Linked DNA regions of Homo sapiens: region 2 is linked to region 1. A link is a loop called in an ENCODE intact Hi-C map of the cell type or tissue named here. Cell type or tissue: breast epithelium. All regions are shown on one strand. Each heading gives the region's core, and the rest is flanking DNA. Links, peaks and the distances in the headings are about the cores only. Region 1 overlaps LOC124905021 (a long non-coding RNA gene). Region 2 holds the start of PCSEAT (prostate cancer expressed EZH2 associated transcript).

Region 1 (11,620 bases), core at 2,216-10,215:
TATCTTTTAAACATGACCTTGAATACCTATGCTCTGATCCTGTGTGAGCTGCCTTTGCAGTTTTATTGTCAGAAAGTAATTATGTCATTACTTTCAACTTTTGGGGCAACAGCCTTGTCAGTCACTTCATCTAGAACAACAAATACTTTATTATTATTATTAATTCTATTATTTTGCTTAATCTCATGCTATAGGCAAGATCATGGCCTATGATCCTGTCTGGTCCTATGCTGTGACATTAGTAGTGGTTTTGTATGTGCCCAGTTATTTTTGGATATTAATTTATGTATTTTTCTTTTGTTTTTCCCTTTTCTCTCCCTCAGGCAGACTGGAGCTGGCTGTGGATTTTATTTCTCAGGAGAAGGAGGTGGGAGCTGGAGAGAGTGACCCGTGCATCTTTCCAGCTTTTCCTTGGCCACCTGGGTGGCATGGGAGCTGGGAGTCAGAGTTCTGCTGAGCTGTAGGACCAAAGGCCACTGGCTCCGCTGCACCTGCGGACTGAGACACCCACCTGCTGAGTGAGACCCAGCCTCTGCGTGCTTAGGGGTCCCCTGCTACAGGGCATTGAGGTGAGGTCCGCCTTTGCCCAGTGTGAGAGCGCTGCTTTCAGAGCTTTGAGAAGGCTGTTATCATTTGTTTCTTTTTGAACTTGCCACCTCCCCACTTAGAGAATATTTCTGGGGACAGAGTTTCGTAACTCCTGCCGCATAGTTGGTGCCTGCTCTCGACTACATTAAATCTATTTTCAGTGCCCCTCTGGCAACAAAATAATGCTTTTATTTCTCACATCCCTGGCAACACTGGGTTTATTTTTATTTATCGTTACTGTCTCAAGTACGTGGGATTTTAATACTTTAATATCATCCTCATTCCTTTCCTTCCACGTCTGTGCCGTGTACATTTTTCAGGTGGACAGAAATTGTTTTCACAGCTTCTTGCTCATTCATATCTTTCCTGGAATCCCCCCATTCTGCCTCTCACAGGCAGCCCCAGAGCTCTGTCCACCGGCTGACCCTCCCTCCCTGGGGAGCTCCTCTGGGCCCCGGCTCCAAGTAGCACTTCCCTGCTGGCGCCCCCCAAGTTCACATCTCCATCCCCTCAACTCCAACTGCCTGCCACCACCTGCTCTTCCCAGTTTAATTAGCACCTCAAGTTGAACGTGTCCAAGGCCAAGTTCTTGATGTCATCTTGCACATCCGCTTTCCCCATCTCCGTCAGTGGCGGCTCCATTCCTTCAGCTGTTCAGACTAAAATCCCTGGGGTCACCTCTGACTGCCCAGTTCCCCTCAGTCCCCACATTCCATTTGCTAGTCCTCCATTCCCACTCCCCGCTCTAGGATGTCTTGAGCACTATTGTACAAGCCTTCTTCTAGGATCTCCCCTCCTTGGCACTGCTCCTGGCACGTCGTTTGTAACACAGCAGATAGGCCGGGTGCGGTGGCTCACGCCTGTAATCCCAGCACTTTGGAAGGCCAAGGTGGGCGGATCACTTAAGGTCAGGTGTTCAAGACCAGCCTGGCCAACATGGTGAAACCCCATCTCTACTAAAAAAAAAATGTAACACAGCAAAGAGCAGACTGTTTCTTCTGAAGTGTTAACCAGGGTATGTGATTTCTCTGGTCCCAGCCATCCAGAATACAATTCTGAATCCTTCCTGCAGTGTTCAGGGCCTTCCATAATGCACTCTCACTGCCCTCATGAAGGCTCCTCCCCCAGCAGAGGCACCTGCTGCTTCTCCTGCGTATGGACACCCTCCCAGACTCCTGCCGGAGATGGAGCCCCTTCGATGGTCAGGCTGGCCTCTTATCCTGGCTTTACATTTTTTTTTTTTTTTGGCACTGGCACTGCACATTCATTATGTGTTAGTTTGTGCCTTCCCTGCTGGGACACAAGCTTCAGGAAGCTGCATGTTCTGCTCTCTTTGAACTTCCCAGCACAGGTGGGCAGTAAATGTGTGCAGCCATCCTGCAGAGCAGATGCAGGGGGTGCAGGTGTGGGGCCTCCATCGTTTTCCTCATTGTTTCTTTTCTTTTTCTTTTTCTTTTTTTTTGAGACAGAGTCTCTCTCCATCACCCAGGCTGGAGTGCAATGGTATGATCTCGGCTCACTGCAACTTCTGCCTCCCGGGTTCAAGTGATTCTCCTGCCTCAGCCTCCCGAGCAGCTGGGATTACAAGCGCCCACCACCACAACCAGATAATTTTTGTATTTTTAGTAGAGATGGGGTTTCACCATGTTGGCCAGGCTGGTCTCGAACTCCTGATCTCAGGTGATCCACCAACCTCGGCCTCCCAAAGTGCTGGGATTACAGGCGTGAGCCACTGCGCCCAGCGTTTTCCTCATTGTTTCTAAGCTAGGGAAGTTAGGAAGCGGAGAGAGTGCACAGAGGGAAGCCAAGATGTTTCATGTGCTTGGCGGCAGCTTCTGACCTCCATTCTGTGGGGAGACGGGGTCTCTGGAGCTCGCTGCTGGGCTTCGGGGGTTGACCGGACCCCAGCGCCTCCTGGAACAGCTTAGGACAGTGGAATTTCAGTTGCCTGCAGGGCTGCCACTCAGATGCCCGCAGGGCTGAGGAGCTCCTTCCTGCTCCTCTAAAAGGTGGCCCAGTGAGCCAGGTCTTCCATGTTTTAAAGAGAAGCTGGAAAGCTGAATTTTATGTGAAGTCTCCTAGTTTTAAGATGTCAGTTCAAATGTTTGTAAACTTCTGTGTTTCTAGTAAGACACATCGTACCTGGTTTGGCCCACTACAATCAACTGACAGCTTTGTTCTGGATCAATCTAAAGTTGATTGATGCATTTTTAAAAGCTGATGCTTTTATTTCTGCCCTCCAGCTGTATATGTAAGTCAAAGAACAATTAAGATACAAAACTGTGATTCAGTGTTGCAACCCACGTAGAAGAGAGTTCAGCCTTAAGGTTTAATTTCTTTCATCTTACAAAATAGGGCATGGACAGATAACCTCACCATGAGTTTGTTCAACGTTTTCTTATGAATATGAATACATCATCCTTTCCATAAGACATTTTAAGGCATCCGCAGGAAAATGTCATGTTAAATATACATATCCTTCATGACTACAAATGTGAAAGTCATCCCTACGTTTGTACCGTATACAACCTGAACAACTACACATGGCAACCCTAGGTATGGGTGTCTCTGTCCAGCCCAGTCCAGCCCTAGGCTGCTTTGCAAGTTACCTGAATTATCTACTTCTTGGAAAATATACCTTGTATTTGCCCAGCTCTTTGTAGTCCACAAGTCTCTCTCTATTCATTGGTTAATTTAATTCTTCATGACCCAGCAATACGTTATTATGCCTATTTTATGGATAAAGCAACTAATTCTCAGGGAAGCTGAGCAATCTGTGTATGAGATTACAGAAGTAGTTACAGGTACCGTGAAAGGCAAATCTGTGCTCTGACCTAAGGGGTCCCTGGAGCTGATACGCTCCACCCTGCATGATTTGGTGCATCTTCCTTATCCTTTGGGCAGGTGGGTATCCTCACCCCTACCCCAGCACCTACAGTCCACCCTGGGGGTAAGCTCCAGTCCCTCCCAGTGTGCTGCCTGGGGTGACCAGGAATCAGTGTTCCAGCGAGCAGTTAAAGGCCTGGCTGAGCCAGCTCACAGGCGCTGAGCACAGGTGCTTTCGCCTTCCACGTGCATCTCACACACGGGGCTGGGTGACACCCAGGAGGCGAGCATAATCACTACACACATGCCTGTGACCTCCTGTCGCCTGTGACCTCCTGTCACCTGTGACGACCTCATCATCTAAAAGCTCTAACTCAAACTTGTGCAGGAATCTTGAAATTCTTGACCATTTTTTTAGGATCTCAGATATTAAAACAATTTTCAAACTGCCATTAGCCTAAGGGGTTGCAGGTGATTTTTGAAGGACAGAGTAGGTAAAGAAGGAAGTACCTTCCCCACGCCCCGCTTTCTTTTTATAGTAGAATTCTTTACTATTTTACAGCAGACATTTTGTTCCCATGATTGGAAGACTTTTACAACCAGGAACATAGCCAGTTTTATTTTCTTTGTTAGTTTTATTGAGTAGTTTATCACTGTATATTTACATATGACATTGGTTATTGGCAGATATAGGCTCTCCAGATCCCTAACACACCAACACAAAATGAGCTTATTAGTCACGGTGATAACGGAAGCCACGCAGTGCCTGGGAGGCAGGAGGGCAAGGTTGGAACCCCCTGAAGATTGGAGTTGGGATAAAGTGGAACATTCCCTGTCGAGGGGTCGAGGGGTCGAGGGGTTGATGAGGAGTGAGTGTGGACCATGTTGCACCAGCCCAAGCTTGGTGGAAACAGCCAGGCAAGGGGTTTAAGTGAGAGATTCAAAGAATCTTAGAGCACAAAGTTGCTGCTTTCCATTGAAGAGCTGATGGGTCTTTCTGGAGGTTTCCATGAGAAATTTGCCCCATTCCATTTACTGGGGCTGGAGTCTCCTGGAACGACTTTGCCAGTCACGTGAATGGAAACGGTGGAAGAGCAAAGTCTCTCCTTAATTACACAGGGAGCTGTTTGCGGTGTGAGGCACAGGTGGTTTAAGCTTTCATTTCTGGTTTTGTTTTTTTTTTTTTTGAGACAGAGTCTCACTCTGTCACCCAGGCTGGAGTGCAGTGGCGCAATCTCTGCTCACTGCAACCTCTGCCTGCAAGGTTTAAGGATTCTCCTCCCTCAGCCTCCCGAGTAGCTGGGATTACAGGTGTGTACCACCATGCTTGGCTAATTTTTGTATTTTTAGTAGACAGGGTGTCACCATGTTGGCCAGGCTGGTCTCAAGCTCCTGACCTCAAGTGATCAACCCACTTTGGCCCCCCATAAGTGTTAGGATTACAGGCCTGAGCCACTGCACCTGGCCGAAGTTCTTGTTTCTTAAAGGACAGATTGGCTAAAGCAGCTACAGTTTCCAAAAACCAATGGGAAAAATGGGCACTTGTGTATTTGAATCTTTAACTATATATTTATAAATATAAATATATATTTAACTATATTTATATTTATGTATACATACTGTATATATGCCTGTTTGTACACGTATGTGTATACACATGCATACACACATACACATATATGTGCATAGATAATTAACTTGTTCTCAGCATGTTACATATCCCAAAATCTGGAAGTAGAGGTGCTCAAGTAGGATGAACTATGTTGCTCCTTGATCAGTTGGTTTGCTTCCTGACCAGATGTTGGGAGTGATAACAGCAGGCTCACAGTGTAGTGCTTCTTTGTCCCTGAAGAAATGAAAGAGGAGTGACCTAGCCATCTGCGACGGGCAGCCACCCCAGGGTCGCTCCTGTTCAGCACGGAAGCTTGTCGCCCCCATCCCTATGGATCTGCGTGTTTCACGGACCCTTTGCTCAGTCCCTCTTTAGCTACACTTCATATTTGTTTCTCTGCAAACACAGAGATTCAAGGGTTTTATGAGCCTTCCTTTGGGCCAGCCATTTTCAGGAAAAAACAAAACAAACAGAAAACAGGTGCAGTTCCCTAAGTGGACTCTCTGACTGGGCAGCGGGGTTTTGGGACTGGGAGGAGATGGAAGGGGCAGGGGCTGGGTAAGTGCAGCAGCAGAAGCAGTGCCTGGCCGTCAAGGCTTTGGTAGCCCCAGAGTGACCCAGAGCCTCAAAGGCGTTTAAGCGTGAGCACCGTGGGAGCATCCGAGATTGCCCGGTTGGCTTAACTTATTATTATTATTTTTTTTTGAGACGGAGTCTTGCTCTGTTCCCCAGGCTGGAGTGCAGTGGCACAATCTCGGCTCACTGCAAGCTCCGCCTCCCAGGTTCAAGCCATTCTCCTGCCTCAGCCTCCCGAGTAGCTGGGACTACAGGCGCCCGCCACCACACCGGGCTAATTTTTTTGTATTTTTAGTAGAGATGGGGTTTCACCATGTTAGCCAGGATGGTCTCGATCTCCTGACCTCGTGATCCTCCTGCCTCGGCCTCCCAAAGTGCTGGGATTACAGGCGTGAGCCACCACGCCCAGCCGGCTTAACCTATTTTTAAAAAGTTACTTGCATGTATTTTAGCTGGAAAAAAGAAATGTACAAGGATCAAAAAGCTTATTTTATGATTATAAAGACTTGTGAACGGCCGGGCGCAATGGCTCACGCCTGTAATCCCAGCACTTTGGGAGGCCGAGGCGGCCGGATCACAAGGAGATTGAGACCATCCTGGCTAACACGGTGAAACCCCGTCTATACTAAAAATACAAAAAATTAGCCTGGCGTGGTGGCAGGCGCCTGTAGTCCCAGCTACTCGGGAGGCTGAGGCAGGAGAATGGCTTGAGCCTGGGAGGCGGAGCTTGCAGTGAGCTGAGATCGCGCCACTGCACTCCAGCCTGTGCAACAGAGCAAGACTCCGTCTCAAAAAAAAAAAAAAAAAAAAAAAAAAAAAAAAAGACTTGTGAACAAAACCTTGAATTTTAGGTCTTCAAAAACTTATTCTAAGTGGAATAATGTTTCTCACTTTTCTCCTTTTCAAAGCAATGAAAAAAAATATGATCCTGATTATCTTCACCCCTGAAGAGACTCCTCTTTGTTGGGTGGGAGTGGAGGAGGGCAAAGTCCTAGCCTTAGGGGAGGGCTTCAGTGAGGTCCATTCTATCAGAGCCACCTTTCTGGAAATAAAATTGCATTTGGCAACAGATATACTTTATTTTCTCTTGACAGACAGTAGGTAATGTGTTCTGAAACACATAATAAAAACTGTACTACTCATTTAGAAACAAATTTTAGTAAAATGTTAAAAATATAGGAGAGGTAGATTATTTTCTATGCAAATGAAGCTTTAAAACTAGTTTCCTGGGCTTCCAACCACACTGACGTCTTATCCCCCAGAACACAGGCATGTGCCCCTTCCTACTCTGGACCTGGCTGGGGTGGGCAGAAGATGGGAGGGGGCAGGAGAAATCAGAGGTGCACATTCAACATCCATACATTGAGGAAGGAAGTCACTCCCCTCTTGAACCCTTGCAGGATGCCCTTGCCCTGAGGTCAAACTAAGCTCTTTGGATGAGTCTGCGATGCCTCCAGGGTCTCATCTATCCCTGCCTTCTCCTCAAACAGCAGGGACTTTCAAACCTTTGAAAGCAGCAGCCTCCATTTTGCAGATGAAATCTTGCACACCCTCTTCAAAATGGGCCCCAGCCGAGGTGGATAACAGAGGGTGTTCAGATTGCTGGTGCCTGCCCTCCCTTGGCCTCCACCCTGGCCATCCCCTCCCCACTGCTATGGGACTGCCCTGCCCCATGCCACAGGCAGAGCCAGGTACCAGGGCTCCTGTCCTGGGGAGGGAGAAGCGGCTCCTCCAAGCTCCCTCTGCCCCACACTGGAGCCCCTGGCTGCCTTTCCTCATCCCTTCCTAGTGCAGGGAACTCCCAGGCCGTGGAGAACTCCCAAGGGACGAGATGATGACAAAGATGCTCTGCTTGATTTAACCCAGCAATCCCATTACTGGGTATAAACCCAAAGGAATATCAGTCATTCTATAACAAAGATACATGCACGTGTACGTTCATTGCAGCACTATTCACAATAGCAAAGACATGGAATCAACCCAAATGCCCATCAATGACAGACTGGATAAAGAAAATGTGACACATATACACCATGGAATACTATGCAGCCATAAAAAGGAACAAGATCATGTCCTTTGCAGGGACATAGATGGAGCTGGAAGCCATTATCCTTAGCAAACTGATGCAGGAAGAGAAAACCAAATACTGCATGTTCTCACTTATAAGTGGGAGCTGGACAATGAGAACACATGGACACAGGGAGAGGAACAACACACACTGGGGCCTGTTGTGAGGTGGGATGTGGGGAGGGAGAGCATCAGGATAAATAGCTAATGCATGCTGGGCTTAATACCTAGGTGGTAGATTGACAGGTGCGGCAAACCACCATGACACATTTACCTATGTAACAAATCTTCACATCCTGCACAGGTACCCCAGAACTTAAAATAAAAATGAAAATTAAAAAAAAAAGATTCTCTGCTTGATGGAACTTTAGTCAAGCTCCTGAGCTTTTCTTAGGGCCCATATGTGCACTTCCTTCTAAAATCCAGCTCCAGCAAAGAACCCTGTTAAGTCAGTTTGATGAGAACTCCACCCTCGATATCTGATGGGGTTCCTCACCCTCCACCATCCCTCGGATGATGTTTGATCACCTCAGCCTGTTCTCAGCAAGGGCAGTTTAGCCAGAATCCCCCTCACCCCTGATGTTTCCCCTTAGTGATTTTCTATCCACGGACCCCACTCTGCTCCTGGGCTATCAGTCCCCACTTGCCTGGGCTGTAGTTAGAGTGGAGCCCAATCTCTCCCACCCCAGAAAGTCCCATTGCCATGGTGCCTGGACCTATTGCGATGGTCCTGAGTAGTCCACCTTTCCATCTTTAACAAGGGTCTTTGAATAACTTTTTCAACCATGGAAAGCAGGTGCTGCCTTTCTGGGAAGGATTTGGGGCACTGATCTTATCTTGTAGGCCCTTTTTAAAAAAGCCTTGTGACACTTCACCCATCTTTGACATATACAGCCTTTCATTCAAAATGGTGCTTTTTCAAAAAGCCCAGGATGTGAGCTTGAAATGTAATTCTGGAAGCTGACCTTTAATGAAGTTTGTTTAATCATAAACTCTTATTGTTGGAGCTAGTGCTGCATGTCTTAAAAGCTTTAAAGGGTACGGCAGGTACTCATATCTGATTAGCATCTGCACTTCACCAGGTGGCCATTTGTTGTCTAAAAATGTTGACATTCAACAATGTAATGAAAATGTTGGTCCTGGATGATAAAAAAAGTTTTTCACACAGCAAGGCAGAGGACAGTGCACTCTGTTGTGGGGCGTATGTCTCCCTGCACCACTAACTAGGGCAGGGGTGAGGAAGTGGTGGGCCACACCTCTGCCTGGAAGACGTGGTTTTTCCCAGGTACTTCAGAGGCTCTTTTCAATGTTTGCAATTGTAGGGGGCTCAGAATTCGCCAGGATTTAACAGGACTGGAGGAGGCCAAATTCACTAGGATTTAATAGGACTGGAGGAGACCAGAATGGGCTCCCCAGAGGCCTCAAACCCCCATTCCTTTCTGTCACCCAGAGTGACATATAAGCCTCCTCCCCACCTTTTTCACGGGGGAAGTTCTTATTGCAATGATCCTGTGTCTCCCCATCATTGTGAATGGCCTGTGTTCGGACCTGTTAGAGTTATGACAGAGGCCCCAGAGCCACCTCCAGAAGACCTGCCTACCCAGTGAGAGGACTTCTCAGCAGCTGGTGACCCATCCTAGACACAGGGGATTCCCCGTGGAGTTGACAGCAGTGAGGTGGGAGGAGAAGGAGGCCTACAGACAGGGAAGCAGGAGACGAAGCAGACCAGGTGTCTCACCCTCAGCTGCTGCTGCACTCCCCATGCTCTTCCAAACACCCTTCCCCCTGCAACTGCCTCCCTCTGGGTTCTGGAGCTAAGAGAGCCTGCAGGACTTGGGGCCCCTGGGGACAGAATGGGAGCAGAACAGCCCCACAAACAGGGTTCCCTTCCCAAATCCTGACCCCAGGAACCCCAGCTCCTGATTCCAACTCAGCTGCCCATCTCCTAGGGGCTGTGTGGTGCAGCCAAGTCAAGTGCCCTCTCTGAACCCCAGCATTCTCAGCTGTAAAAAGGGGAAATCAGTGTGTCCATCTTGCACTGAGGTAATGTAAACTCGAGTGTGGTGACTGGCAAAGCAAATATTCAGTAAAAGGTAATTGTTTTTATAGCATACACAGTGAGCCTTGGGGCTGAGCCTTATAACTTGGTTCAACCATGAAAAACAACAAATATTAAACAACCTTTTCCTTGTTTGAACAACTGGCATCTGGAATTCATCTGAAGAATTTGCTGAAAGCTTGGTGGTTGTATGAAGAGAGCCATGAAAGTCTTTGCTATGATATGAATGTGTCCCCCTAAAAGCATGTGTTGGAAACGTAATCCCTGATGGAACAATATTGGGAGATGGGGCCTAATGGGAGGTGTTTAGGTCATGAGGCTTAACTCTTAGGAATGGATTAATGATGATTAGAGGGCTTGAGGGTTTGAGGCTATGTGTTCCAGCTCTTGCTGTCTCGCCTCGTGATGCCTTCTGCCATGTTATGATGCAGCAAGGAGACCCTCGCCAGATGCAGCCCCTCGTCTTGGACTTCCCAGCCTCTAGAACCATGAGCCTAATAAACTTCTATTGTTAATAAGTTACCCAGTCTGTGGTATTCTGTAACAGCAGCACGAAACAGACTAAGACAGTCTTTATGTTTTTCTAAACAAGGGATCTCATTCATCCCTTGAGGACATGGCCAAAGGTCCTCAGCACACCAGAGATTTGCTTCACCTGGCTCTTAAAAGTGCTGATCATTCCATCTATAGCATTCTACACACCCTGTCTTTACAAGGAACTCGTGAATTCTCTGTCTTGCCTTCTGACTACGAGTACTTGTGGGAATCTTAGAGCTGGTTCACATCAAAACTAAAGTACAGACACTGGGACAAACACTGGGACAAATATTGTTTTATTGCTGACATCATGAATAGCTGCATTATTCCTTTTCAGGTACACACATTTTAAAATCCATTAATGATGAATCAAATGTCACTTTTTTTTTTTTTGAGGCAGAGTTTCACTCTTGTTGCCCAGGTGGGAGTGCAATGATGTGATCTCGGCTCACTGCAATCTCCCACCTCCTGGGTTCAAGCGATTCTCCGGCCTCAGCCTTCCAAGTAGCTGGGATTACAGGCACCCATCACCATGCCCAGCTAATTTTTTGTATTTTTAGTAGAAACGGGGTTTCACTATGTTGGCCTGGCTGGTCTTGAACTCCTGACCTCAGGCAATCTACCGGCCTTGGCCTCTCAAAGTGCTGCGATTACAGGCGTGAGCCACCATGCCTGGTCAAATGTCTGTTAAGAAACAGATTATTGCCAATACTATTTTGCCCAGTTCCCCAGTTTGTACCCCCACGCCCATTGAATCTCCATTCATTCCCACTAGGGGAAATCACCCTACTGAATTTTATGTTTATTAATTTCTTTCCCTTTTTCACAGATTTAGTATCTAGGCATATATTTCTAACTATACATAATTTAGCTTTGGTTGTTTATGAGCTTTATGCAAATGAGATCTGCAACTGGTTTTCTTGCCTAGTACTTTGCTTCTGAGAGTTATCCGTGATGGATACAATGGTAGTTCACCATCTTTCATTGTTGGAGGGCATTGTGTCACATGCACACACCACTGCACATTTATCTTTCCTCTTGTCAGTAGGAACTGACAGAATTTCCTATCAGTATTTGTTTTCTTTTTCTCCAGGTTTTGCAGTAGAAATAGTGCTTCTCTGAACATGTGAAGGTTTTTGGTGTGTTGCAAGAGTTTCTTTAGGGTGCATACTTAGCAGCGGGATTTCCGGGTGAAAGATTTTCACATCTTCAACATTACAGCATGATGCTGAAAAGGTTTTCAAAGTGGTTGTATCAATTTATATGCTCATCTCATTCCCTCTGCCCCCAGCAGATCCCCAATTTTGGCCATACCTAATATTGCGCAATTTTAATTTTTGCCAGTTTGGTGTGTA
Region 2 (11,620 bases), core at 2,347-10,346, 60 kb before region 1:
GCGCCCACCACCACACCCAGCTAATTTTTTCTATTTTTAGTAGAGATGGGATTTCATCATGTTATCCAGGATGGTCTCAATCTCCTGACCCCGTGATCTGCCCGCCTCGGCCTCCCAAGGTGCTGGGATTACAGGTGTGAGCCATTGCACCCGGCCCTGAATTGGTATTTTTATAGAAAAGGCCAAGCACATGATTTATTCTGTCTTTTTATAAATTTTCTGAAAAATTTTTGTTGCCCTAGTAACCTCTAAAGATTTCCAATTATATACACGTGCATATAAAATTATATATCTGCTACTGTAATGGTTAATATTGAGTGTCAACTTGATTGGATTGAAGGATGCAAAGTATTGTTTCTGGGTGTGTCTGTGAGAGTGTCGCCAAAGGAGATTAGCATTTGAGTCAGTGGGATGGGAGAGGTAGACCCACCCTCAATCTGGGTGGGCACTATCTCATCAGCTGCCAGTGCAGCTAGGATAAAAACAGGCAGAGGAATGTGGAAGGACTTGACTTGCTGAGTCTTCTGGCCTCCATCTTTCTCCCGTGCTGGGTGCTTCCTGCCCTCGAACATCAGACTCCAAGTTCTTTAGCTTTTGGTTAGACTCTTGGACCTACACCAGTGGTTTGCCAGGGGCTCTTGGGCCTTTAGCCACACTGATGGCTGCACTGTTGACTTCTCTACTTTTGAGGTTTTGGGACTCTCTGCAAAATAGAGGGGATTCAGATGGCAGATAGGAGGCAGGACTAGCTTGCAGCTCTCACTCGGACAGACAGAGCAGTGTGTGGACACTCACATCATAAACTTTTGCTCTAAGAACTACCGCAAGAACATACCAGGAAAGCTGAGAGAATCCACAGACCCTTTGAAGGAACGGGATCAACGCTGCAAGCTCCATGGGACATGGAAAACCTGTGAGTCCACTTGCTTTCTCAGCGGGGAGGCTCATGGTCTGGGGCAAGTTCTCAGCCCTGGTCACCGGCTGCATGGAAATAGACTTATTGCTATTGGGAGTGCACGGAGGGAGTGAGACCAGCCTTTAGGACTGTGGGCTGCATGGGAGCAGGGTGAGGCCTGCGACTGCTGGCTTTCCCCCACTTCCCTGGCGACCTATATGACTCGGCAGAGGAGGCCATAATCCCCCTGGGAATATAACTCCATTGGCCTGGGAACCACACCCCCATCCCCCACAGCAGCCACAGCAAGTCTTGCCCAAGGAGAGGCTGAGCTCAGACATGCCTATCCCTACCTCTACCTGGTGGTCTTTCTCTATCCACCCTGGTAGATGAAGACAAAGGTCATAATCTCTTGGGAACTCTATGGCCCTGCCCACTGCCTGAGAAACCTGAATACTTAGGGATACCCAGGTGTACCTCAGGCTAGTTTGTTTCCTCCCTACAGGACTGCAGCTGACGTACTCTTGAGAGTGCCACCTTCTGGCTGGAGGGCAACTAACACACCAGCACACTAAACCAAAACACAACCAAGGACCCTCACAGAGTCTACTTCATCCCCCTGCTAACTCCATCAGGGCAGGTGTTGGTATCTACAGTTGCAAGACCTGAGGATGGATCACATCACAGGGCTCTTTGCAGACACTCCCCAGTACCAGCCTGGAGCCTGGTAGCTCCGCTGTGTGGCTAGATCTAGAAGAGCAACAACAATCACTATAGTTTGACTCTCCCCATTCCTAGGGGAAGGGGGAGAACACCACCTCAAGGGAGCACCCCATGGGACAAAAGAATCTGAACAGCAGCCTTGAATCCCAGATCTTCCCTCTGATGTAGTCTACCCAAATGAGAAGGAACCAGAAAAACAATTCTAGCAATATTGTAGCAGGACAAGCCGCAGACAAAACTCCTCAGACACCAAGCTAAAGAAGGAAGGGCCTTATTTGGTCAGGAGCTTCGGCAAGACTCATGTCTCCAACAACCGAGCTCCCTGAGTGAGCAATTCCTGTCCCTTTTAAGGGCTCACAACTCTAAGGGGATCTGCGTGAGAGGGCCGTGATCAATTGAGCAAGCAGCGGGTACGTGACTGGGGGCTGCATGCACCGATAATTAGAATGGAACAGAACAGGACAGGGATTTTCACAGTGCTTTTCTATACAATATCTGTTATCTATAGAAAACATAACCCATTAGGTCAGGGGTCGATCTTTAACTACCAAGCCCAGGGTGTGGCGCTGGGCTGTCTGCTTGTGAATTTCATTTCTGCCTTTTAGTTTTTACTTCTTCTTTCTTTGGAGGCGGAAATTGGGCATAAGACAATATGAGGGGTGGTCTCCTCCCTTAATATGACAAAACAAGTTTACTTAACACCTCCAGAAGGTTATACCAGCTCACCAACAATGGATTCAAACCAAGAAGATATCTCTGAATTGCCGGAAAAAGAATTCAGAAGGTCGATTATAAGCTAATCAAGGAGGCACCAAGGAAAAGTGAAGTCTAACTTAAAGAAATTGAAAACATGATACAGGACATGAGAGGAAAATTCTTCAGTCAAATAGATAGTGTAAATAAAAAACAGTCACAACTTCTGGAAATCAAGGACACACTTAGAGAAATGCAAAATACAGTGGGAAGTCTCAGCAATAGAATTGAACAAGCAGAAGAAAGAACCTTAGAGCTTGAAGACAAGGCTTTTGAATTAACCCAATTTGTCAAAGACAAATAAAAAAGAATAAAAAAATTGAACAAAGACTCCAAGAAGTTTGGGACTATGTTAAATGCCCAACCCTAAGAATAATTGATGTTCCCAAGGAAGAAGAGAAATCTAAAAGTTTGGAAAACTTATTTGAGGGAATAATAGAGGAAAACTTCCCTGACCTTTCTAGGGATTTAGACATTCAAATACAAGAAGCTCAAATAACACCTGGAAAATACATTGTAAAAAGTTCATCACCTAGGCCTATAGTCATCAGGTTATTTAAAGTCAAGATGAAGGGAAGAATCTTACGAGCTGTGAGGCAAAAGCATCAGATAACTTATAAAGGAAAACCTATCAGATTAACAGCAGATTTCTCAGCAGAAACCCTACAAGCTAGAAGGGATTGGGGTCCTATCTGTAGCCTCCTTAAACAAAACAATTATCAGCCAAGAATTTTGTATCCAGCAAAACTAAGCTTCATAAATGAAGGAAAGATACAGTCTTCTCCAGCAAATGCTGAGAGAATTCACCACTAAGCCAGCACTACAAAAACTGCTAAAAGGGGCTCTAAATCTTGAAACAAATCCTCAAAATACACCAAAATAGAACCTCCTTAAAAAAAATCTCACAGGACCTATGTAACACTAACCCAATGGAAAAAAACCAAGGCATTCAGGCAACAAATAGCATGATGAATTGAACAGTACCTCACATCTCAAAACTAACACTGAATGTAAATGCTAGTCTAAATGCTCCACTTAACAGATACAGAATGGCAGAATGGATAAGAATTCACCAACCAAGTTTCTTCTGTCTTCAGGAGACTCACCTAACACATAAGGACTCACATAAACTTAAGGTAAAGGGGTGGAAAAACATATTCCATGCAAATGGACACCCAAAATGAGCAGGAGTAGCTATTCTTATATCAGACAAAACACACTTTAAGGCAACAGCAGTTAAAAAAGACAAAGAGGGACATTACATAATGATAAAAGAACTAGTCCAACAGGAAAATATCACAATTCTAAATATATAGGCACCTAAAGCTGGAGGTTCCAAGTTTATAAAACAATTACTACTAGACCTAAGAAATGAGATAGACAGCAACACAGTAATAGTGGGGAACTTGAATACTCCACTGACAGTACTAGACAGGTCATCAAGACAGAAAGTCAACAAAGAAACAATGGACTCAAACTATACCCTACAACAAATGGATCTATCAGATATTTAGAGAACATTCTATCACTGCAGCATATACATTCTATTCATCAGCATATGGGACATTCTCCAGATAAACCATATGGTAGGCCACAAAACAAGTCTCAGTAAATTTAAGAAAATTGAAATTATATCAAGCAATTTCTCAGACCACAGTGGAATAAAATTGGAAATCAACTCCAAAAGGAACCCTCAAAACCATGCAAATACATGCAAATTAAATAACCTGCTCCTGAATGAACATTGGGTCAACAATGATATGAAGATAGAAATCAAAACATTTTTTGAACCGAACAATAATAGTGACACAACCTGTCAAAACCTCTGGGACACAGCAAAAGTGGTGGGATGGGATGAGGGTGGGATGGGATGGGATGGGATGTGGTGTGTGTGGTATGTGGTGTGCAGAGCTGCCCACCTGCCAGGTGACCTGTCCAGGTGAGTGGCACTCCCAGTAGCATGGTGCTGCCCAGGACAACCCCCACGAAACATCCTTCAGGATATTTTCCACGATGCCATTTCCTTGCTTTCCTCTCATCCAGGACTTCATCTTCAGGACTCTGCTAAGATCACCTTTGTTTAAAAACCTCCCCGACCCTTCTTAGCACCAGCTGACATTTCTCCCTCCAGAATCCCTATGACATGTATCACCCACACCAAACCATGCAGTTCATCGTTATGGATTGTCTGGGCTTTAAAATTTATTTCAGTGTATAAATCTCATCTCTCCAAAATGACATCCCCCATAAATGAAAGATAAATAAATACCATATTTCGTTGAGCCAAGGTTGTATTTTTACATCTGTGACACTGGGATACATCTTCTTTTTTTTTTTTTTTTTTTTGAGACAGGGTCTCACTTTGTTGCCCAGGCTGGAGTGCAGTGGTATAATCCTGGCTCACTGCAACCTCTGCCTCCTAGGCTCAGGAGATTCTCCCACCTCAGCCTTCCAAGTAGCTGGGATTGCAGGTGCATGCCATCATGCTCAGCTAATTTTTTGTATTTTTGGTAAAGAAGGGGTTTCCCCATGTTGCCTAGGCTGGTCTGGAACTCCTGGGGTCAAGCGATCCGCCCGCCTTGGCCTCCCAAAGTGTTGGAATTACTGGCATGAGCCACTGCGCCCAGCCCTGGGGCTACATTTTCCAAGTGAGGACGTATAGTAGCTTAGCTGGCAGTTGCCATTTTTGCTTAGAGGTGCATAAAATCATGGAGCATCTGACTATGCATGACGTCTTAGTCTTGGTCAAGCGTGGCCTGTTTCACACGCGTGTGTGTGGTGTGTGTGGCATGTGTGTGGGATGTGGGTGTAAGGTTCGTGTGGTTATGTGTACATGTCATACGTTTGTGTGTATGGATGTGTATGTGTGTGGGTGTAGTGCACAAGTGTAATGTGTGTATGCACGGGGTGTGTGTGGTATGTGTGTATGGTGTATGTGAGGGTGTGTGTGTGTTGTGTTGTGTATGTTGTGTGTGAGTTGTATTGTATGTGTGTCTGTGTGGGGAGCATGTGTGCATGTGGTGTGTGTATGGTATGTGTGTATGTGGGGTGTGCATGTGTGGTGTGTGTGCTGTGTTTATATGTGGTATGTCTGGGATATGTGCGTGTAGTGTACATGGTGTTTGTGTGTGTTGTGTGGTGTGTGCATGTGTGGTGTGTCTGTATGTGCCTGTGGGTTGTGTGTATGGCGTGCATGTGTGTGGTTTGTATGTGTGGTGTTTGTGTGTGAGTGTGGTGTGTGTGGCACATGTGTGTTTGTGTATGGTGAGGGTGTGTGGTTTGTGTGCAGTGTGTGTGTGTGTGTGTGATATGGGTGTTTGTGTGTGGTATGTGTACGGTGTGTGTATGTGTGTGAGGGGTGTCTGGAGTGTGTGGTGTGTGTGTGTGTGGGATGTGTGTGCCTGTGTGGTGTGTGGGGGGGGCTGCGTGTGTGTGGTGTGCAGCATGTGTGTGGTATGTGTGGTGTGTGGGTGTGTGTGTAGTGTGGGGTGTGTGTATATGTGGGGGTGTACGTTTGTGGTATGTGGTGTGTGTGTATATGTGTGGTGTGTGTGTATATGTGTGTGGTGTGTGATATGTGTGTGTGTGGTGTATGGCATGTGTGTGGCAAGTGTGGTGTGTGTGTGGCATGGGGTGTATGTATATGTGTGTGGGGGGTGTATGTGTGTGGTATATGGTGTGTGTGTATATGTGTGGTGTGTGTGGTATGTGGTGTGTGTGTGGGGGTGTGTGTGTGTTATGTGGTGTGAGTGGCATGTGTGGTGTGTGTGGCGTAGGGTGTGTGTATATGTGTGTGGAGGGTGTATGTGTGTGGTATGTAGTGTGTGTATATGTGTGGTGTGTGTGGTATGTGGTGTGTGTGTGGGGTGTGCGTGTGGTGTGTGGCATGTGTGTGGCATGTGTGGGGTCTGTGTATACGTGTGTGGAGTGTGTATGTGTGTGGTATGTGGTGTGTGTGTATATGTGTGGTGTGTGTGGTATGTGGTGTGTGTGTATGTGTGGTGTGTGTAGTATGTGGTGTGTGTGTGTATGTGTGGTGTNNNNNNNNNNNNNNNNNNNNNNNNNNNNNNNNNNNNNNNNNNNNNNNNNNNNNNNNNNNNNNNNNNNNNNNNNNNNNNNNNNNNNNNNNNNNNNNNNNNNTGTGTGGTGTGTGTAGTATGTGGTGTGTGTGTGTATGTGTGGTGTGTGGTGTGTGTGTATATGTGTGGTGTGTGTGGTATGTGGTGTGTGTGTATATGTGTGATGTGTGTGTATATGTGTGTGGTGTGTGTGGCATGTGTGTGTTGTGTGTATCAAACTCTGCCTAAAATGTGCCCACGGTGAACACCAAACACCATGTGATGTGAATGGTTTAAAAGCCTGAAGCGTTTTAAACCAAGTGCCTGAAAGATTTTAGCCTCACCAGGTATCTGTTTGCATTTAAATAACATAAAGGACCCTTTTCTTCAAAGACAAAAGTATGTCGGTATTTCAAATAGTACAAAAATTCTCAATGAAACAAACTCTGAGCGCCTACTGCATGCAGGCACTGTGCCTCTAGCCAGAGATACAAAATTAACACTTTGGCGCTGACCTCCTCGGAGTGGAAAACCCAGCAGGGCTGAGCTAGATCTGGGGGCGAAACACAGTCAATCTGGTTCTCTGTCGTTAGAGTTGCAAACCTCAGTCTCTCTGCCCTGCCTCCTGCCCCACAGCAGGAACACGAGAGCAGCCAAGGCTGTCCAGCAGAGCAGTGGCCGTGTGTCCTGCTGTTCCATCAGCTGGAATGCAGCACTAGGACTGGCCTGAGGCTGAGTGCTGGCAGAGGGAGGGCCACGGACAGAATCGCCAGTAATTTATCTGGGGCCCCGCCGAGCAGGGTCATGGGCTTTGGGCAGCCGTCCTCAGGAGCCCCAGGCCCTCTTCACCTGGGCCTGGCACTCTTTCCCGAGTACATGCTGGCACCTGAGGTGAGCCAACAGACCCGAGTGCAGGACTAATTCACCTGGAATGTCAATATTTGGGTTCAGGGTGACTGAGTTCATACAAATACCAGTTATACTGAGTGTGCATTCTTGTAAAACAGGAAGAAAAATAAAACACTTCTCTGATCAAAATAGTGTTCTATGTATGTGGAAGTCCTCCCCACAACCCCAATGATACAAGGTCATGTTATCAGAGTCAGAAAAAGTTTTCCAGTGGGATATATCTTCCTCCTCATTCCAACTCCATCTAATGGCCATCGTGCCACCCTGAGCTGGGAGTAGAGAAGTTTAGACCCGGAAGACATCCTAATGTTTAGTAAAAACAAAAGGACATCAAACAAATAAACAACAGCTGGGGTCCAGAGAAGCCGAGATTCTGCCTCCACGGTGCCCAACTCATCAGCAAACCCCACAGAACTCCATGATCATGTCACATTCATGATCAGGAATGTGGCCACAAGCGTAGGCTCTAGGGACAAGGGAAAACTCCCAGCACGGCTCTGGTCTGGAGGCCCCATTAGTGGTGGCCTTGTGGGTCCTTATCGGCAATAACAATACCAATGACAGCCAAAATATCCTCCTGACTTTAACCCAGGTCTACTTCTATTGAATTCCAAAGCCTCCAGTATAAACTTTTGTACAATCTCCAAGCATTCACCTGCAGATAGCACAAACCCCGACTAGCCTGTGCTCATGTAATAAGGAGTCACATGGCCTCACAGGGTTGGGGCAGTGGCCCAGCCATGCCATCAGGGGACAATTGCTCTTTTCCTCTCTCTGTTTTGCCATCCTTGATGTTGGCCTTCATTCCTCAGGTCATTGCTTCACAATCACAAAATGGCCGCTGCAGCTCCAGGCATTGCTTCTGTGCTTCAAGGAGGAAGAAAGAATGGGAGAAGGAAGGTGGTACCCGTTTCAGGGAAGTAAAAGTTTTCACAGAAGCCCCAGCAGATCTCTGTGTATGTCTTATTTGTTGGAAGTATCACGTGGCCGCTACTAACTTCAAGGGAGTCTGAAAAGGTGAGTATTTTTAGCTGGGCACGTCACCTGCCTGGACACAGTTGGGGTTCTATTAGTTAGGACGTGAGGAAATGGGTCTTGCATTGGCAACTAATAATGTCTGCCCCAGTGGGTGAGTGAGGACACTGGCATCTGTCTGCAGGGGTGAGATGTGAGTAAAAGTGCTCAGCATGGTGAGGGAGCTGGCACATGCCATCCAGCTGTGCTTGCTTTGTGTCTTGCAAAAATGATACAGTCTTATCACTAAGCTCTCCCACTTTTCAGGGAGTGTTAATAAAACCTTGACCTCAAAGAATTGAGAATATCAAGTGAGGACATCTTTGCACAGAGAGGTGGTCCCCCTGGTGTGGGAGGAGGGTCTGCAGTCAGTCCGCTCAGTGTGCCGAGCCTGCGCGGTCCTCCCAGAGGCCCTTGCCCTTGTGTTCCAGGCCCCACCTCACTTCCCCACTGCCACACCTGGCGCCTTCCGTTCAGACTCGCTGGCTGTCTAACCCTAGTCCATGGGAAAACCCAACAATCCTCAGGAGGTGTGGGTGGAGAGAGAGATGGAGAGAGACAGAGAGGGAGAGAGAAAGACACATAGACAGAGAGAAAGAGAGAGAGGGAGGGAGCTTGCTTGCTTCCCTCTGGTGGCCGAGTGCTAACCCAGCCCTCCTGGCCTCGGGCCTTCACCACCCTGTTTTGTGGCTGCCCACCCTGTCTCATCCAGCCCCTGCGCTGAGGTCCCTTATAGACTCGGGCGTCATTTGCTGATGATTTCAAATGGCTCCCATGAAATTCCAGGACACGAGCCATCTGCGTCCTTTCCCTGGGACTCCCTGGCTCCTGGTGGTCATTTGCCCCCCGCTGTGTCGTGGGGAACAGCCGCCGTGTGCGTAGGGTGTAGGGAGGCTCCACCTGAGAACAGAAAGCCTGGGTGACTCTTCTTAGAGCGTGATGTGCTTTCATATAAAATAAGTCTAAAGAACAACACAATGCTCACTTTTCAGAAGGGCCCTGGGTCCTGGGCGGCGGGCGGGGTGTGGAGGAAGCAGCCGCACTTTCCTGGTTCCGGGGCAGACGTCACCCAGCCTGCACATCCCTCCTGATTCATCTGGGAGGCCAGTGCTTTTGGGTCTGTCTGCTCCATCCTTCCTGCACTTCACAGGAGGCAACCATGAGCTCTGTGTCTCATCTGCACCTGGGTGAGTCACTGGGCAGGGAGAATTATTCAGAAAGGAAGGGGATTAGGTTGTTCATTGTCAGCCACAAAAAGGAGGGAGGAGAACAGTTAGAAACTAAGTCCTTTTGGCTCTTGGAAAAAACCTTTTGTGATCCTGAAATTCAAGCTCTCACTCTACAAATAAACTGAGGCCTGGCTTTGGCAGGGCTGGCCTCCCTGTCTCTCCTCTGACCTGGTGGGAGTGTCTGCCCTCCCTGCGCATCTCATGTCCTCAGCCCTGGCTCAGCATCTCCCGGAGGCCACGTCTGCTCCTCCAGTGCTCTCCTGGGCAGCGCCAGCAGAAGGCCAGGCACTCCTCAGACCCTGCATTTCCACAATGGGGCTCCATATCGCCCCCTAAACCTGTGCCTCTTCCATGTTCTTACAGTAAATTAAGGCACCATGCATCCCCTTGCTGAAGCTGAGGATCTCAGTGACAGCCTCGACCCCTTTCTGTCCCTCACATCCACAGCCAAGCACCCTTTCAATCAGAAGGCTTCTTCCTGTGGACTCTCACATCCGTCCCTCTCTGCATCCCTCCTGCCCTGCCAAATCCAAGCTTGTCACCTCTTTCAGTGATGGCCTTTCAATCACTTTCCTCTCGCCGGTCTTGACTTTTTTGATCTGTTTCTCTGCTGCAGTAGCCGAGGTCTTTACACAGTACCCTCCAGCTTACTCATTCTGCGGCACCCAAGGCTTTTAGGATGTCAAAATTCCAAATTGGGACCTTCCTACTCCTTTCCCAACGCTCATCTTCACAAGGTTTGGTATTCAGAAAACACTGGCAGATGACTAAAAGTAAACAGGAAGAAAGGAAGAAGCTCTGTATGTCTTTATACATTCTCATAAAACAGAACAAGCTATTCCATAGCACACAGAAAAACTACTTAAAATCCAAATTCTCTTTCTCCCTCTCAGTATCTGGCTCGAAGACTCCCCAAAATCCCCCCTGTCCCTCCTCCAGCTGCTGGCTGTGCTGGCCTTCTTCTAAACCTCTTCATGGAGGCACCATGTCATGGACCCCAAAAGTTAAGCAAAGGGCAAGTCGTCAGCCAAAGTCCTCAGGAAAGAGACTTGATTGATTCCTCTGTCTTCTTGTGGAAGTCTGAGCTCTCCACCTGCTCTGTGCTTCTTTCACTAGATTGGGCTTTGCTTTAGCATGAGTCCTAAAGACCCTTGAATTGAATGGCAATCCCACATTTTTATATTTTCCCTTTTAGGGCCCCACACCTTATAGATTGTAAAATGAAATGCCGTTGAATACAGGAATCTCTCCTAGCTTTGTCTGACCGCACAATCACAGCTGCTAAAGCTATTCTCCTGACATCACAGAAACAGACCGCCTCCTAATATGGCTGTTCGCCACTTCAGAAGAGCATTTACTCTGGCAGCCAAGCCCTTTTATTGTACCCCACCCCAGATCTCAGTTCCAACCTTTGACCCCCTTTAGCTTTGCATGCCATGGATTCATGCTGCCAATGGCTGGTGAAGAAAAGCTGGGTTCATGGAGCAGGCATGGGTTTTCTGTAAGCAGAGAGGAGGGAGATTAGGGAGAGGCATGGCCTGTGACCATCTCTTACCATCAGATACATCCACTTCAAGCCCTCTCTTCCCCACTCCCCACATCTGGTAAAGACTAACTGTGCCATGCTAAAAGCCAAAGACCTCCTCATGATCCTACACAACCCACATCTAACAGCAGAGCTGTGCATGAGTGTGTTCATATTACAAACCCTCTCTTAAAACTCTGAGCTGTGTCCCATCTGAATAGACACAACTGTTTATCCATCTAAGTGTTTTTCTTGTTAGGAATGAACCCCATTTCTTGTTTGAGGATGTTCAGGTTATGGGCAAGAATGTTGAATGAATGGCAAGGAAAAAAAAACTGCTGTGGTGTGAGTCCTAATTAACACTTTGGACTTTGAGTTTATTAAAGTGGGTGGTTATAGATTGTAAACTGAAGTGTAAATATTTAAAGTATGGAACATTTTAAAACTGAGGCTTGGAGAAATGTATTCATGGAAAAAGGACACATCACTCATCTTTATTCATCAGAGTTTTAAG

The links. Hi-C counts contacts between places; a loop is a spot of excess contacts. Peaks named below come from ENCODE experiments on the same cell type or tissue, not always from the same donor. Only the 100,000 strongest peaks of a DNase experiment are listed, where the experiment ranks them.
Region 2: it touches region 1 in a loop (3-fold over the local background); 7 of 110 quality-filtered maps call a loop at or near these places.

What each region holds. Positions count from the first base shown.
Region 1 is chr21:41,518,922-41,530,541 of GRCh38, reverse strand. It overlaps LOC124905021 (a long non-coding RNA gene), which reads left to right. Exons shown (of 2, transcript XR_007067870.1): 2 at 324-751. Among named protein-coding and RNA genes, the nearest start is that of TMPRSS2, 17 kb to the right of the region's middle. RefSeq lists enhancers at 3,758-4,249, 3,117-5,119, 8,629-9,046, 8,528-9,175, 9,236-9,415 and 3 more and cis regulatory regions at 3,129-4,557, 8,711, 8,711-8,717, 8,703-8,725, 8,729 and 5 more. In breast epithelium, for the core only: no CTCF peak of the experiment used is centred there; no DNase peak of the experiment used is centred there.
Region 2 is chr21:41,579,184-41,590,803 of GRCh38, reverse strand. PCSEAT (prostate cancer expressed EZH2 associated transcript) reads right to left here and starts at 10,329. Exons shown (of 1, transcript NR_164474.1): 1 at 7,917-10,329. LOC105372809 (a long non-coding RNA gene) reads left to right here and starts at 9,464. Exons shown (of 5, transcript XR_937738.1): 1 at 9,464-9,539. RefSeq lists an enhancer at 8,573-9,772. In breast epithelium, for the core only: no CTCF peak of the experiment used is centred there; a DNase peak (open chromatin) is centred at 7,273; H3K27ac peaks cover 359 bases.